Regions from separate parts of the Mus musculus genome. Here all the other regions are linked to region 2. The links are chromatin loops, found by intact Hi-C in ENCODE. Cell type or tissue: left cerebral cortex. All regions are shown on one strand.

Region 1 (5,000 bases), 54 kb before region 2:
AGGCATTTATTTCTCACTATAGAATGGTAAGTGAAAGGGGGCTGGCAGAGGAATTTGGTGAGGATATAAAACAACCTGGTGATAAACAAGATGCTCTGATCCAGAGCCAGCTTGATGACTCATTTCATAAGTGAGCAGTCCCTCTCAGAGGAAATTTATTCTATCTTTCCAGTTATTTTGTCTTTTGCCAACTGACCCGCCTTTCAGAACCATCCAGCTACTCTGCAGAGAGATCCATCATATGACCTCCATCTATTGTCTTTATTCCTTTTCCCTTTCATGGCTTGCAGCTCTCCACTTTAAAGGCTGAGCCTCTGGGAAGAGGCTTAGGCTGCAGGGAAGGTGGGGCCAACAAATATCCCAGGAAAACAGAGAATCAAGCAATTGTCCTTTGGATTCCCAAGAAGAAAAGAAAAGATGCAGGGGAACCCAAAGCAGCAATAACAGCACAAGCAGCATTTTCTCCATGGGAAGAATAAAGGATGCTCAGAGATGCACATGGGAAGATGAGGCTCGTCAGCTTTGCAAAGTGGGGTGTGGGAAGATGTGGGTTGCAAGCCTATGTGAGAAGCATCAGTAATGCTTAGCACACACCCTTTCCCATCCGGTGCTGCGGTAGGGGTCAAGGAGCAAGTAATAGAACGCAGAGATACATTGGGTTAACGGAACCTGTAGCAGTTACTGCACTGATTCTCGCCGGTGATACCTAGGGTGGGGATCGCCTCTGGAATGCTTGATATCCAAAACCAGGTACAGGAAAAGGGGGATGTAGATCGTGCAGTGCGGTTGCACCTGCACCTGCACTGGGCGACAGGAAAGACAAGGGGACCTGAGGCAAAAGCAAGGAGAAAGGCAATGCTCTGAGGATGTGAGCAGCTCCAGAGATTCCTGGCTAAGAAAAGAAGCCAGGTGCCCGGAGATGCTCCTGAGCTTCAGCTGCAGATGTCTAGGGGGAAAAAAAACCTGATATCTTAGGATCATATTTGCCAGACTTCACTTCACTGATTGTTCCAAGAACTTGGCCAACCAATATGCATATTTTAGAAATCTTTTTAACTTAAGGACTAAAGCAGAAATGAAAAGGGGGAAGAAAATTCACATTAAATTTTTCTAAGTAGATTGAGAGCGAGAATCCTCCAAATGACTTCTGTCATCCAATTACGCAGAAAGTACCCTCTCCTCTCCCATGTTAGAAGACCCACCCAGGGATTCTTGTTTTAGTGTAAGAAAAGGGCTAAATCTGAACAGTAAGACTCATCTCCAGACCCCTGAAGCAATGTGTCCAATCATACTTCCCAGAGAGAAGAGATTAATTGCCAAGGGGCCCCGGGTTAACTGCTAGGATGGATAACTAGAAAAGGCTCACTGAAATTCATCCTTGTGATTTTCTGTAAGTTTCATAGCCATGGCTTGGTCGGGTGGCAGCAGGAATAGTTTGGTTGTTAATGGTGATATGCATTCTAAGTGTTTTCTTTTTTTTTTTCCATTTTTTATTAGGTATTTAGCTCATTTACATTTCCAATGCTATACCAAAAGTCCCCCATACCCACCCACCCCCACTCCCCTACCCACCCACTCCCCCTTTTTGGCCCTGGCGTTCCCCTGTACTGGGGCATATAAAGTTTGCGTGTCCAATGGGCCTCTCTTTCCAGTGATGGCCGACTAGGCCATCTTTTGATACATATGCAGCTAGAGTCAAGAGCTCCGGGGTACTGGCTAGTTCATAATGTTCCACCTATAGGGTTGCAGATCCCTTTAGCTCCTTGGGTACTTTCTCTAGCTCCTCCATTGGGAGCCCTGTGATCCATCCATTAGCTGACTGTGAGCATCCACTTCTGTGTTTGCTAGGCCCCGGCATAGTCTCACAAGAGACAGCTACATCTGGGTCCTTTCGGTGGAGAAAGAGGAACACTCCTCCATTGTTGGTGGGAGTGTAGGCTTGTACAACCACTCTGGAAATCCGTCTGGCGGTTCCTCAGAAAATTGGACATAGTACTACCGGAGGATCCAGCAATACCTCTCCTGGGCATATATCCAGAAGATGCCCCAACTGGTAAGAAGGACACATGCTCCACTATGTTCATAGCAGTCTTATTTATAATAGCCAGAAGTTGGAAAGAACCCAGATGCCCCTCAACAGAGGAATGGATACAGAAAATGTGGTACATCTACACAATGGAGTACTACTCAGCTATTAAAAAGAATGAATTTATGAAATTCCTAGCCAAATGGATGGACCTGGAGGGCATCATCCTGAGTGAGGTAACACATTCACAAAGGAACTCACACAATATGTACTCACTGATAAGTGGATATTAGCCCAAAACCTAGGATACCCAAGATATAAGATACAATTTCCTAAACACATGAAACTCAAGAAAAATGAAGACTGAAGTGTGGACACTATGCCCCTCCTTAGAAGTGGGAACAAAACACCCATGGAAGGAGTTACAGAGACAAAGTTTGGAGCTGAGACGAAAGGATGGACCATGTAGAGACTGCCATAACCAGGGATCCACCCCATAATCAGCATCCAAACGCTGACACCATTGCATACTCTAAGTGTTTTCTTTGGGCATCTTAGTTTCCACAAAGCAGCTGCTGACTCTCTGCCAAAGAACAGAGTTGAGTCAGAGCAAAGCTGAGTCATTGGCCACTGTGCCAAAAGGGATTACTTCAGCCACATCTTCTATAGCATGCCGTATACTCTATTAAGGCATGTTCAGTCCTAAATGCTTCTATGTATGTTTAAGTCAGTGGGCATAACAGCTATGTGCCTGTGGGAACCAACACTGTTAGCCTCCACTGGCTTCCGTTTTACCTGGTTGCTGACACATTCACTTCTGTCTTTCTAGCTCTCTGTCCTGGGAGTCCAACACTTGAGAACTGTACCAACTGGCTTCCTTGTCCTCTGATCTATAACTGGGTTCAGACAAAGGAGAGGACCAGTCGGAGATTCATGTGTATCGAAGGATCCAGAGAAACATGCAGAACGAAACTGGACATCCCTCTCCAGCTCTCCACCTGTCAGGGAGTCTGACTGTCTAGTTCTTGTGAGTGCCCTCCAGCTGGCTGCTCTCTCTGCTCCCTGTTCCTGAGAAGCTGCAAAGCTCTTGTGCTTTGGCACTTGTCTTGGCTCTGAAGGAGACACAAAGTCACTGAGTGCTCAAAGTCAGAAACAACTGATGGTTCTTAAGATTGTGGGTTTTAGTCACTAAGAGGAGGTGAGACAGACCTGCCAGAAAATGTTTCTTTTCTTCTCATTTGTTTGGTGAGCAACTTTTTAAATAAAGGAAAACCTGTAATTCATTTTTTTCAGATGCAATGAAATGTTCAGTGGCTTGACTTAATAAAGTCCCTCACCAATGTAGGTACATTTCTATTGTTAGAGCTAACTTTACTTTTTTAAATGTATATATTGTGCATACACATGTAGCTTACACAAATCATATACATGCATCAAGTGATCCATGAATATCTGCTTACCTGTACGTTCTGGTATACCTGCATGTATAGGTTTGGATTCATATGGCCACAGTGGGATCTAGACCACATTGAAAGAAGTCCCCTACCTGCTACACTTGCCGTTCAGCAAAAGGTGTTCAAGAGCTTTGTAACAAGTAAATGAGTAGATTTCCAAGTTGCCCATTATAATTTTAAGAATAGCCAGACCAAGCCCCAGTATGTATTTTCTTGGGGAAAAAAAAAAAAAAGAAAAATAAGTTGAATAAAGTCAGCATCCATATTTTTATGTAGAAAACTCCAATTCCCCTTCAGCTTTGTTTACAGGACACTTACAAGAAAGATAGGGTGTTCCTACATATTTAGAGCTAAGTAGCGCTCATGTTTGCTTTCTGTCCTCAGCCAGTCCTCTTTTTAGCACTATGTCTTCATGCAGCAATCTATTTAAGTTGTGTGCTGGCATGCAGAAGACACAGCAGTAGGCACTCAATGATTGATGAAGCTCTCTGCTCCAATAACATGACAGTATTGTACGTCACAATGGCTTTCATGGACATTGGAATGCAAACACGGTAGGAATGCCTACTGTACTCAGTGTGTGTTGTCAGTCTCTTAAAATACAATTTCTTAGCATGGTGGCTTTTCTCCTTTTGAAGAGGGCAACATATTCCTGTTTTATCAGAACCCATCCCACATCACAAAGAGGACACAAAAGCAGCTGTATTTTTAGAGAGTGACAGACAAAAGGATTTTATGGCTATCTCTTCCAATGCTTGATGTCTATTAAACATTTTTAGAATTCATCTATCTCTCAGGGGATCCAGCCCTTGCACAACTCCCATCACCCCGTTATAGAGGAGGCGTAAGGATACCTTTCAACTCTCTGTGTGGTTGTATCTTTCTAAGGCTAAAACATTGGCCTTCTTGAAACATTTGCCAGAAAAATTTTAAGTTTTTTCATGTTTGTCATTAGGAAAGGAGCCCTGGAACAACTCAAACAAAGACTAGCTCCTCATCTCTATATAGACAGCATTTATAGTCAGCTAGAAAATGAGGATGAAGGCAGGAGCACAGGGTGTGGTAGAGGAATGACACATAGAAGGACAGACACATGGGCAGGACACTGGACTAGGCAAAAGTCCAAACCTGCCCTATGTCCTGGAAACCCAAGGCAGTGCACATGGTGAAGCTTGGTGTCCCTCAGCTTCACCTCAGGCAGAGCTTATTTTTCTACAGAAAGCATCTGAATACTTCTAACAGTCTGACCGTCAACCTGCATGCTAACACACTAAAGCAGGTGTCCAGGCATATAAGAAAATCCTGAACAACAGTAACAATAAAGCAGACACGTAGAGTCAGGGTCCTCTGTTGCTGATGTAAGCAAGCTTCTACCTCTTGACACCTGATGGTTATATATCTATCTACCTTTCAGCTCAGGCAGAGCCTTTCACTGTTCACACTGATGACAGAAAGTCTGCTAAAGCTCTCAACAGCCACAGAGGTGTCCAGCATCACCTCTGCTTTGGGACCTGGGCCTT
Region 2 (5,000 bases):
GCCCAGAGCTGTCACATCTGCTTGCTTACTTGGATTTACAGAGACTGCCCCTCTATTATCTCCTCATAGGAACAAGAAGGGCTCGCTGTTATCTTGGCTTCCAGATACTGTGGCAAAGAACAGGAAGATGGATGGTAGATAGCAGGTGACACTAGAGAAAGAACAGATGAAGTGCACTGAACCCTGCAGCTAGGCATTCCCCAACATGCACGTATGCAATCAAACATGTGATCTTCTCCATCAACTTCCTAAGCATCTGACAGGAGTGCTTTCTGTGCATTGGTGTTTGGAAAAGGCAATGGGGGCTGCATGCGTGTGAGGAAGATGAGAGTTTTAGAGTACTGAGGGACATGTGGAAATGTAGACAGCTGACGTGTTGGTTTCTTGAGAAGTTGCAATGTTACATAAGGCCTCTGCTTCTGCTTCAGACAGAGCTGAAACTGCTCATTACACAGCACAGGCAGGGAGCACTCTGGAAGGCTCCTCTGCAAGCATCTGAGGGAGAGAGAGGAAAGCCGTCTCAGGAGGCTATTAGGGATCTGGTCTTCTGGCCACTCAGACTCTGGCACCTTCACAGCAGTTCTGACTCAGAATGGTGCCGAACTCAGTCCTGTGCCAGTTCAGCCATCTGCTGTCGCCTCACAAACGAGGAACAGTGGAGAAGGAAAGTTCGTGTTGGCGTGTCATGTGCACCCACTCTGCAAACTGTGTGCGTAGCTGTGCTTCATGTAATACCAAGCAAGACTTAGGGTTTTTCTTTTTTCTTTTTTTCTGAAGAGCATATTGCACAGTACTTTCTGGAAATGCTCCCAATGCTAGATACATGTCCCATTTGCATAGAAATATATGGTCTTTGATGTGCAGTCTGCAATGTCTGCAGAGAGTCTGAGATCAGAGGTTCCTCATTTTACCTGCCTTTTATGCGTCAATATCCACTCAGCGAACTATCACACTGGTGATTTGGAGGCATTATTTTAATTCCTAATGTAAATTTATTTTTCAGCAGATGTGGCTCTGAATCTATTATATTAAATGAATGAGAGAAAAGCATATGACATCTCATTAGTTACTAGCAGAAATTCTGCCAAGGGGGTGCTGGGTGTTCCATACTGGGGCAAATGGGATAGACCAATCTGCAAATTCATCACTGATCTCTCTCCCAGATGAGGGGAGGAAAGAACATTTCATTACATTGGGCATTGGGATGCCCAGCCCCACCAAGTGTTCAGGAATGTTTTACATGTCCCTGACCATCATCATTCCTACAACACTAGTTCTAAGCATTTGGGGTATCTGAGGCCATGTCCTATTACACTGTGGCTTACTGCCCCTCTCTGCAGCATTGCTCCTTCCTGCTGCTTGGTAGTGACCAGATGGGGCTTGCCGGAACCTGGGTACTCTAAGGTCACACACAGATCAGTTTGCTTTGCTTTGAGCAGTTGCTTAAACACAACAGAGAGAGCCAGGAAGGGTTTGGACAAGCTTCATTCATCATTGTGAATCATAAGCACCTTGCACAGAACATCCTGCTAAAAGTCTCTAACAGAAACCTAAAACGGGCACAGAAAGACAAATCTTTCCAAGAACCAAACTGTAGCTGGAGGTTCTCGTAAGACCCATTCATGGCTTTCTTAACAGCTCTGTAGGATCCTGGGAATTCCACATACCTGGAGAGCTTGGGGCCATGATCAGCACCTCAGAATACAACAACCTTCCTCCACACTTATCAAATCTGTCTGTCTGTCCGGTTAGTACTGCGAAAATAAATGAATCATTGCCTTATCTTCATAGCAACTATATTGATCATTTAAAAAATCATAGCTGATGTTGGCTACCCATGGGAGCTTCCAGGGTGAAGGTCAGAACTTTCAGGATTTGAAGCAAAGAAATCCAGAAGCCGCAGTGTGTCTGCGAGTGGGAGGATACAGACTGATAGAAGCAGTCAGTGTGCATCCTTCCCAATAGAGATGCTGATGACACTGACTTGATTGCAGATTGTGACTCCCTAATGCATCTCACCACACTAACAAAGGCACTGATTGCACATAATGGGGGTAGAGCTTTCCATCCACAGAGGATTTATTTAACCTCTGCCAGTGTTTTTTTGTCAGGCTGTTCACAACTCTTCATACAGCTCTTAGCTGGCTTATCACAAAGTTCAATATATTTTTGATGCACGGGATTTCAATGTTGTTAGCATATAGAAATGCATCTGTCCTCCTACTTGGAGATTTGACAGATTATCCTGCAAACTTGTGTAGCTTCTTTTTCTGACACTTTGCCTGCTTAGTCACTTTAGACTGAATGACGTCATATCATTTCTCTCTTCGAATTCTTGCAGCTTTTTGTTTAGCTTTTACCACACTTCAGTATCAGTTATATTGGCCCAACTGTATTCTGTCCCAATCTGAGACAGACTTTGAGCATTATCCTACAATTTTCTGTTTTAAAAATGACCCTTTTTGAATATTAGATCATGCTACTTCCTTATGGTTAGTAAGTCCTCAGCTGTAAGTGAACGAGAAGTTATATTACCCCTCTTGGTACCTTCTGAGATCATAGTACTCATTTTTTCTTCTGTAAATACAGTGAAAGATCACCAATTCTCCTGTGTCCACTCAAAGAAGTGTGTGGAGAACAAACCTGCAGACACAGTTGCTTTTTCTATTGACAGTCTTGAGTAATATTCATCTATGATTTTCCTTTCTTTATTAATCCTATTAAATTTAGGAGTTTAGGTAATCAAACTATTAGTTGGAATAGACATCTATTTTTCAATGCTGAGTAAAAAAATATCCTTCTTGGAGAAATGATTTGGTAGGAATTGTGTGTTCCCAAACAGCTTAGCAGCTCATTTGATGGCTGTGCTACAGCTATGAAGTGGAGTGCCCTGCAAAAGCCACCGTTCTCTGAAGATGTTACACACTAACTGATTAACAGAACTTAGTGAGTAGGTAGAGCTGGGATGCTGCAGAACAGAAAATTATCTTGGCCTACCCTTGGAAACCTTAACAGGCATTTATCACATCATCTATTTGAGAGTTTGGTATATTCAGGTAAATTTTTTTAGGTTGTATTAAGTTAAACTAACAACCTAAAGTAGAGATTCATACTTCATGGGAACTTTTCTTACTGGATGCTTCTCATCAATGTATTTAGTAAATACTTTGATTTGATACTTTTTTTTAGATCTATGACTAATAGACTCATAGGCTCATGGCTCAGAGGTTAAGAGCTACTGGATACTCTTTAGAGGAGCCAGGTTCAGTTCCTAGCACTCTATGGGAGCTCATAACCTCTGCAAATCCAGTTCTCAGGGATCCAAAATTTGCTTCCAGTCTCCACAGGCACTGCAAGTACATGGCGCGCAGCAGGCAAAACATTCATAGACATACAATGGCAGTAAAAACTTTAAATCAATGGTATCTCACTTAAGTTACTCCCATGGTAGAATATGCCATTCACGGAAATCCAAACTGGTGTCCCAGGGTCATAGCCGCTTAAGTATGGCTCAGAATTAAATTATCTCTTATTCCCTTTATAGTAAGAGTTGGGTTTTATGTCTTACATTCATTATGGAAGTATTTATAATTAGATAATATCTTAAATGAAGTAATCAAAATGTATCGATTCATTTTGATGTTACATACATCTATGTTAATAAGTATATATATTTACTGAATTAAATTAGTTATACCCTATTCATGTCTTTTAAAGCTCTTAATTATTCTAAATTCACTTTTTTCCTAATACTGTTTATTTGGAACTGTTTTACTTATATGAGTTTTAGGGGACATTTACATTTTCTTTTTATTTTGATGTGACAACTACAAACTTTATCATTTTTATAATTCTCTTTGCTTGTCAGTCCCTGATTCTAACTTTATTACTTTTTACTCTGTTTGAGAAATTTCATTTTGTTGTTGTTGTTGTTTTTTTTTTTTTTTTTTTTGATATCTTATATTAGAGTCCTCGTTTTTTGGCTTCTGTTCTTCTCTAGTCAAACCCAAAAATCCATGCTTACAAATTTGCTCTGAAGGGCCATAGTGGCAGACACCTAAGGGTGTAGCTTTACTGTGAAGAACTTCCTCTCTCACATCATCCCCAATGTCACCTAATCCTTATGCTTGCTTCTTTGGTTTCTTTTCTGTGAGCTTTCCTTTGTGTTGTTTAGAAGCATTTATTCATTTTTCAAATGCAGGTTTGGCTTAGTAGTTATTGATTTCTGACTCTTTTTCATTGAAGTCAGAGGATGCTATGAGAAAGACATTAAACTTAATGTAACTGAAACATACTCTGTGGCATAGACATGACAAAACCTTCATAGATACATCTGAGCATTTAAACAAAGATTTGTCATTTGTAGCCAATCCAATATTTATTAATTTCTTCCATACATGTGCCAATTATTAATTTATTAATTTTTATTTAATATTTGTACAATTATTGAAACAACAAAGTTCAAGATACTGGCTATCAAGCATAACTGAGCAGTGAGTCTAGAAACAGACAAAGGCACAACAGAGGGGGGAGGGAGGAGAGAGAGAGAGAGAGAGAGAAAGGTGGGACAAGTCTTGAAGTAACTTCTGGAGTCTGTTTTTATGGTTACCAGACAGGGGCACAGGTAGGATAATCAAGAGAATCCCTGAATGTTCCCACAAACTGAGGAGACGGCCTGGACTGGAAAGAGGTAGTTAGGTAGAATTGATGGGAGAAAGGGCTCAGTGGAGACAGCACCAGAGAGGAGGTGTGCTCGGCAGAGTGCTGGCTGTGGGCTGATGTACACGAGCAACTGTCTGAGGCAGTAAAAGACCTTCCTGCGAGGCTGGAGCAGCATGAGATGCTGCATTTCCATCAGCATCCACTCCATCTTCTACTTCACAGGGCATTGGCTAGGATATAGAGAGCAGCAGGGATGGAAAGCCCCGGTGTGCACTAGGCCTGCAATGATCAGGCTATTTCCAAACAACTTTACTGTGGCCCTGAACAGAGATAAAGCT
Region 3 (5,000 bases), 230 kb before region 2:
GCCAGGGAAAAGATCATGGAGATTAGAAAGCTGAAAGTCAGCCTTGTCTGAATCTATATAAACATTCACTTCATGTCCCAGGGTCTGGTGTCTTGCTAATCAACGCTCTAACCACCACACTAAATACTTGAAGCTCTGGATGTAGCTACAGTTCTGTCACCTCTCCTGCTTCCATAACATTTCCAAAACTCAGTTCTATAACTGTAAGAAAAAAAGAAAGAAAGAAAAGGGAACATCCTTTCATCTTGTAGGATGAATTTTTTTAAAGGTGTATGTTGTTACTGTTGTTGTTTTTTAAAGTTATTCTGGGGTTCTGCTTCTCTTTCTCTGAGCTTCCCAGCCTTTCAGTCCTGGAGCCCCGTTGCCACCATTCTTACCGCCATAGGCAAAGCCTGCAGGGACATTTTTGTACAAAGCACTTGTTTCTTTCAGCATTTCTCTGTGCCATTCATGGTAGAGATTGTTCCGTGTCTTTTCCCGAATGTCTGGTTCCATCCAATAGGATGATCATGAGACAGAACAAGAGATGCATATACTTCTGCCAAGGATGGTTGTTTGTGAAGTGAAGTCGGCTTGTTGTTCCAAAGCATTATCTTGGTCACTGGAGGGAATGCTGTGTTAGTAAGGTTACAAACATATAGAACAAGTACGTTGTGAAGCTCATTATGTGTTAATTGGGCTAATCAATATGTGCTAATAAAGCTTCAGAAACTAAAAGTACTTCCAGATTCAGGGTTAAAAAAAAAAAAAAAAAAAAAAAAAAGGTTATAAACAGATGTGGACCCAAACTGATTTTACAGTAGTTCCAGAAAAGTGTGAGTTGGTTACTTCTGCAGTTCCTGAATATGGTAACTAGAGTGAATCTAGTTAGCCACTGCCAGCATTATCACAGATCTTTCTGTTATTTGGAGACAGAAACACTAAGGCAGAGATGAAAAGAAGCTCTTGAAATACCTCCTCCCCTACTCTCAAAGTGGATCACCTTAGTACCCAGAAAGTAGAGCCAAAATTAAGAAAAAAAAAAAAAAACAAACTGAGATGCTCTGCTGCCATTTTGGAGTCTTGTTACAATGAAGGAAAAAACATATGGGTGGCAGGCACATTGGTCTCAGTTACTGAGAGAAATTGGATGGCTATTGTACAATGATCTCAGAGAAAAGGGGATTTGGATATACTTAGCTTTTCAGTGGGGATACCTCTTGGTATTGTATTGGCAGATATTGCTCCCTGTCTTTTCCCAAACGTCTGGGTAATCAAATAATCCTATGTCCAATAATCAAAATTAATGCAACTGTGAGAAACAAAGCCTAGATGACAGAATATTTGGAGCCTTTGAGAATTAAAATTTAGACCACCCTGTCTAAGGACAAAGGGAAAATAAAACATAACACATAGTTCCAGTCTTTACAAAGGGAGATGCTGGCGAGGAAGGAGGAGACAGAATGAGAACCACTAGGCAAGACCTAACCCTCATCCCTGCTAAGGTTTAAATGCAGCACAAATACGCATGTGCACCATGCACAACTTATTCTTTCCTTACTTCCCATACTTCTCTTTTGTGTGTGCTATGGTCAGTTTTAAAATTTAACGTGTTCTTTGGGATCTATGATGTTCTCGTCCTACTAAAGATAAACTAATAGTAATGACTCTCGGAGATGGATGGCATGCAGAATCATTGGGAGATAGGCCCCATTTTATAAAAGATGGCAAGACAATTGCTGCGAGCATGATTAGTTCTTACTAGGAGTAAAATACTTACTGTTGGGAAAGGAGAACTCAAACACACATATGTGTAATTCATACAGCTTAGCTTCCTATACCCAAATCCAGGGTCTCAATTCTACTCTTCGATGATTTGGTCAGGGTTTACCATCAAATTATTCAACCTGCTAAATCAACTAATTTTTCAACTAGATTAGATTGTTTCAAAAGGATATACTTAAGGGAGGCTAGAAACCCTGCATGGGGGAGGGGGTTGACATATTCTTCTTTCCACTTGGTAGATATCTATAGACATCGACACAACAGCAACTGTTCCACGGAAGAGCAAAACTCCCTCCTAGATTTGTCTCTTCCTTCAGCCTCTAGATTTGGAACCAAGATAAATAACTTCCTCGTGTTCTTGGAGTGGTCTAAACCTCAGATCCAAGAATTTTCACCAGAGAGCCCCCAGGCTCTCCCATTTGTGCCCTGACACCAAGAGGTGGTTGGGCCTCGGCCTTACCATCTGGTTCCTTGTTGCTTTGGGTTTTCCTTTTCATGTTCTAAAACTACACAACCATTCCCTATCTTAAGATCCCTGTGTGAAAAGCCACTGGGCTTTCTCTTCTCCAACTGAGAATGGAACACAAGAGGATTCAAACTTGAGAGTTCCACATACCACCCTAAGTACTATGCGGTAAAAAGGCTACGCCTGGGGTCAACAACAGTGGGCATTAAGTCAGAATCTGGGTTTTGAAGTGTAAGAAAATGAAGAAGTACAAGATAACTCCATTTATTTTTCTGGTGGATGGACACGAAAGGGTGCATTCATGGGTGTGGATGTGAGGTATGTCAAATGGCTATGTTTGGGGAACATACAAGCCTAAATTATCACATAAGCAACTTGCCTTGTATGTAAGAAGATGGTAATGGGCTAAAAGTGAAGATTTGAGACTGAGCTTCAGATAAATCTATTTAACTCTAACACAGCATGAGACAATGAGACAGAAAAGGCTAGAGAGGACACAGATGGGGCCAAGGAACAACATCAAAGAAGAGCTATTTTTAGGAGCCAGGAGGATGGTGTGTGTGTGTGTGTGTGTGTGTGTGTGTGTGTGTGTGTGTGTAACAAAGAAGAATCTGTCAAAAAGAAGGAAATTTCAAGAATGAGTCTCAATACTGGCTGCAAGGCAGAGGAGTGTAGGAAGTGGGTCCTGGAGGAACAAAGGGCCATCTCTGTCAATGCCTCCAAGGGCTGCTCAGCTTGCACCAAGTACAGTGATTATAGAGTGAGTAACTCTCCAAAAATACCATCTTCTAAACTGCCAGCTGTCCTGTGGGAATGGGACACGTCATCTCTAGTTCTGACTTAATAAGGACACCAACAGTCTGCAAGCAGAAATAGGAAGCACGCTGCCAAAATCGTGCCACACATCGCTAAGCCCAGCAGTCAAGATGGCCCATGCAAGCTTCATGCTTCAGACCCAGTGCTCTGGGAAAGGCTGCAGGAGGCCCTTCCCTCAGCACCTCAGCTCAGAAGCAGGTGAGCAGCTTGGCTGCTCCTACGGAGCATAGCTTCGCATCTATCCTCTCTTCACCACTTCTTCTTCTTCTTCTTCTTCTTCTTCTTCTTCTTCTTCTTCTTCTTCTTCTTCTTCTTCTTCTTCTTCTTCTTCTTCTTCTTCTTCTCCTCCTCCTCCTCCTCCTCCTCCTCTTCCTTTTTTTCTTCTCTTCCTCCTCTTCCTCCTCTTCCTCCTCTTCCTCCTCTTCCTCCTCTTCCTCCTCCTCCTCCTCCTCCTCCTCTTCCTCCTCTTCCTCCTCTTCCTCCTCCTCCTCCTCCTCCTCCTCCTCCTCCTCCTCCTCCTCCTCCTCTTCTTCTTCTTCTTCTTCTTCTTTTTGGTTTTTCGAGACAGGGTTTCTCTTTAGAGTCCTGGCTGTCCTGGAACTCACTTTGTAGACCAGGCTGGCCTCGAACTCCACCCACCTCTGCCTCCCGAGTGCTGAGATTAAAGGTGTGCGCCACCACCGCCCAGCCTCTCTTCACTTCTTGCTGGCACGGTACGCAGATGTACTTGGCTGCAACATGGAAATATTATCATAGGTTCCGTAGCTAGCAACAATATTTTTTCCTACAAAAGGCTTAAGATGAAGTGATTATCACAATTTCAGTGTCAGGGATTCTTCTAGTGAGAGTTGGAAGATAGGATTAGGAAACAATTAAGAGGCATCTGCGGAAAACGGCTAGCATCCATTTTGCTCTGCTCCTCTCATTTAACCATGCATGTACACAGCTCACCATTAGACACATGAAAGTCAGAGTCATTATAGAATGCCTTTTCTACTTCCACCTGGAGACCATGGTCAAGGCTTATGATGATCAGATGATCGAGCTGAGATTGGTGACATATGTTCATAATCCCAGCACTCAGAAGTGGAGACACAAAGATAGCCAGTGTGAAGACTGCCTGAGGGAGAGTGAGTCTACAAACAGACACACGACTCATATGTTCACATACATGGTGGGGGAGGAGATGGAGGAAGAAGGAGATGGAGAGGGAAGAGATGGAGAGGGATGAGACAGAGAGAGACACACAGAGAATATCAAATGACCGAGTGGAATAGAATGGGTGTTCATTCCAATCTCTCAAGAGAGAATACAGAGCAAGCAGTCTATGTAGCTACTGAATGAAGGTATGACTGAATGTAGTACACAGTAGCCAGGAGGCATGCCATGTGTGATGTGATGTGATGTGATGTGATGTGATGTGATGTGATGTGATGTGATGTGATGTGATGTACATACATCCTAAGTGTATGTCTCTTTTACAGTTAGAGAATGATTTGCTGTATTTAAATCCTGGAGAGCGCTTTCAGAGGCAACACCCACTAGAGGGTCTTGCGAGAAGCAGATGCCTTGTTGCTAGAAGTGCTTCTCCTGTGAGCATCCACAGAGGCAGGGCTGTCCATCTGCCACCCCTCCCTCGTCCCACCATACTTCGTAAAGATGGAAATAAACTGATTAACATAGCATATGTCTAAATGCACAATAAGAGACAGTGGTAGACACAGCAGCTCTGCCAGACACTTATCTTCTATACAGAAGCAAACCCCATGGCATGGGCTTCTTGTCCTCATTCTGTGATGGGAGGCAGCACAGTGAAGAGAGCTGCCTGTGCGTGGGCTGCAGGGGTGTCTCCGCAGCATTGGATGACTCCCGAGTGATGACACCAAGATTCTTGCTCAGGGCCATGCATGAAGAACGACAAATGGCTTTAGAACTCATGGAATGCAGTCCATGG

What was found. Peaks named below come from ENCODE experiments on the same cell type or tissue, not always from the same donor. Only the 100,000 strongest peaks of a DNase experiment are listed, where the experiment ranks them.
Region 1: a loop joins it to region 2, with 5 times the contacts of the local background. A loop is called at or near these places in 4 of 42 quality-filtered maps.
Region 3: it touches region 2 in a loop (15-fold over the local background); 2 of 42 quality-filtered maps call a loop at or near these places.

The regions. Positions count from the first base shown.
Region 1 is chr17:11,206,893-11,211,892 of GRCm38, reverse strand. All of the region lies in intron 2 of Prkn (parkin RBR E3 ubiquitin protein ligase), which reads right to left. Among named protein-coding and RNA genes, the nearest start is that of Gm41526, 75 kb to the right of the region's middle. In left cerebral cortex, no CTCF peak of the experiment used is centred here; DNase peaks (open chromatin) are centred at 855, 1,260, 2,639, 3,062 and 2 more places; H3K27ac peaks cover 1,987 bases.
Region 2 is chr17:11,153,340-11,158,339 of GRCm38, reverse strand. The region is part of intron 2 of Prkn (parkin RBR E3 ubiquitin protein ligase); the gene reads right to left. Among named protein-coding and RNA genes, the nearest start is that of Gm41526, 22 kb to the right of the region's middle. In left cerebral cortex, no CTCF peak of the experiment used is centred here; DNase peaks (open chromatin) are centred at 18, 646, 1,563 and 1,993; H3K27ac peaks cover 2,101 bases.
Region 3 is chr17:11,383,506-11,388,505 of GRCm38, reverse strand. The region is part of intron 4 of Prkn (parkin RBR E3 ubiquitin protein ligase); the gene reads right to left. Among named protein-coding and RNA genes, the nearest start is that of Gm41526, 250 kb to the right of the region's middle. In left cerebral cortex, no CTCF peak of the experiment used is centred here; DNase peaks (open chromatin) are centred at 3,073 and 4,751; H3K27ac peaks cover 2,330 bases.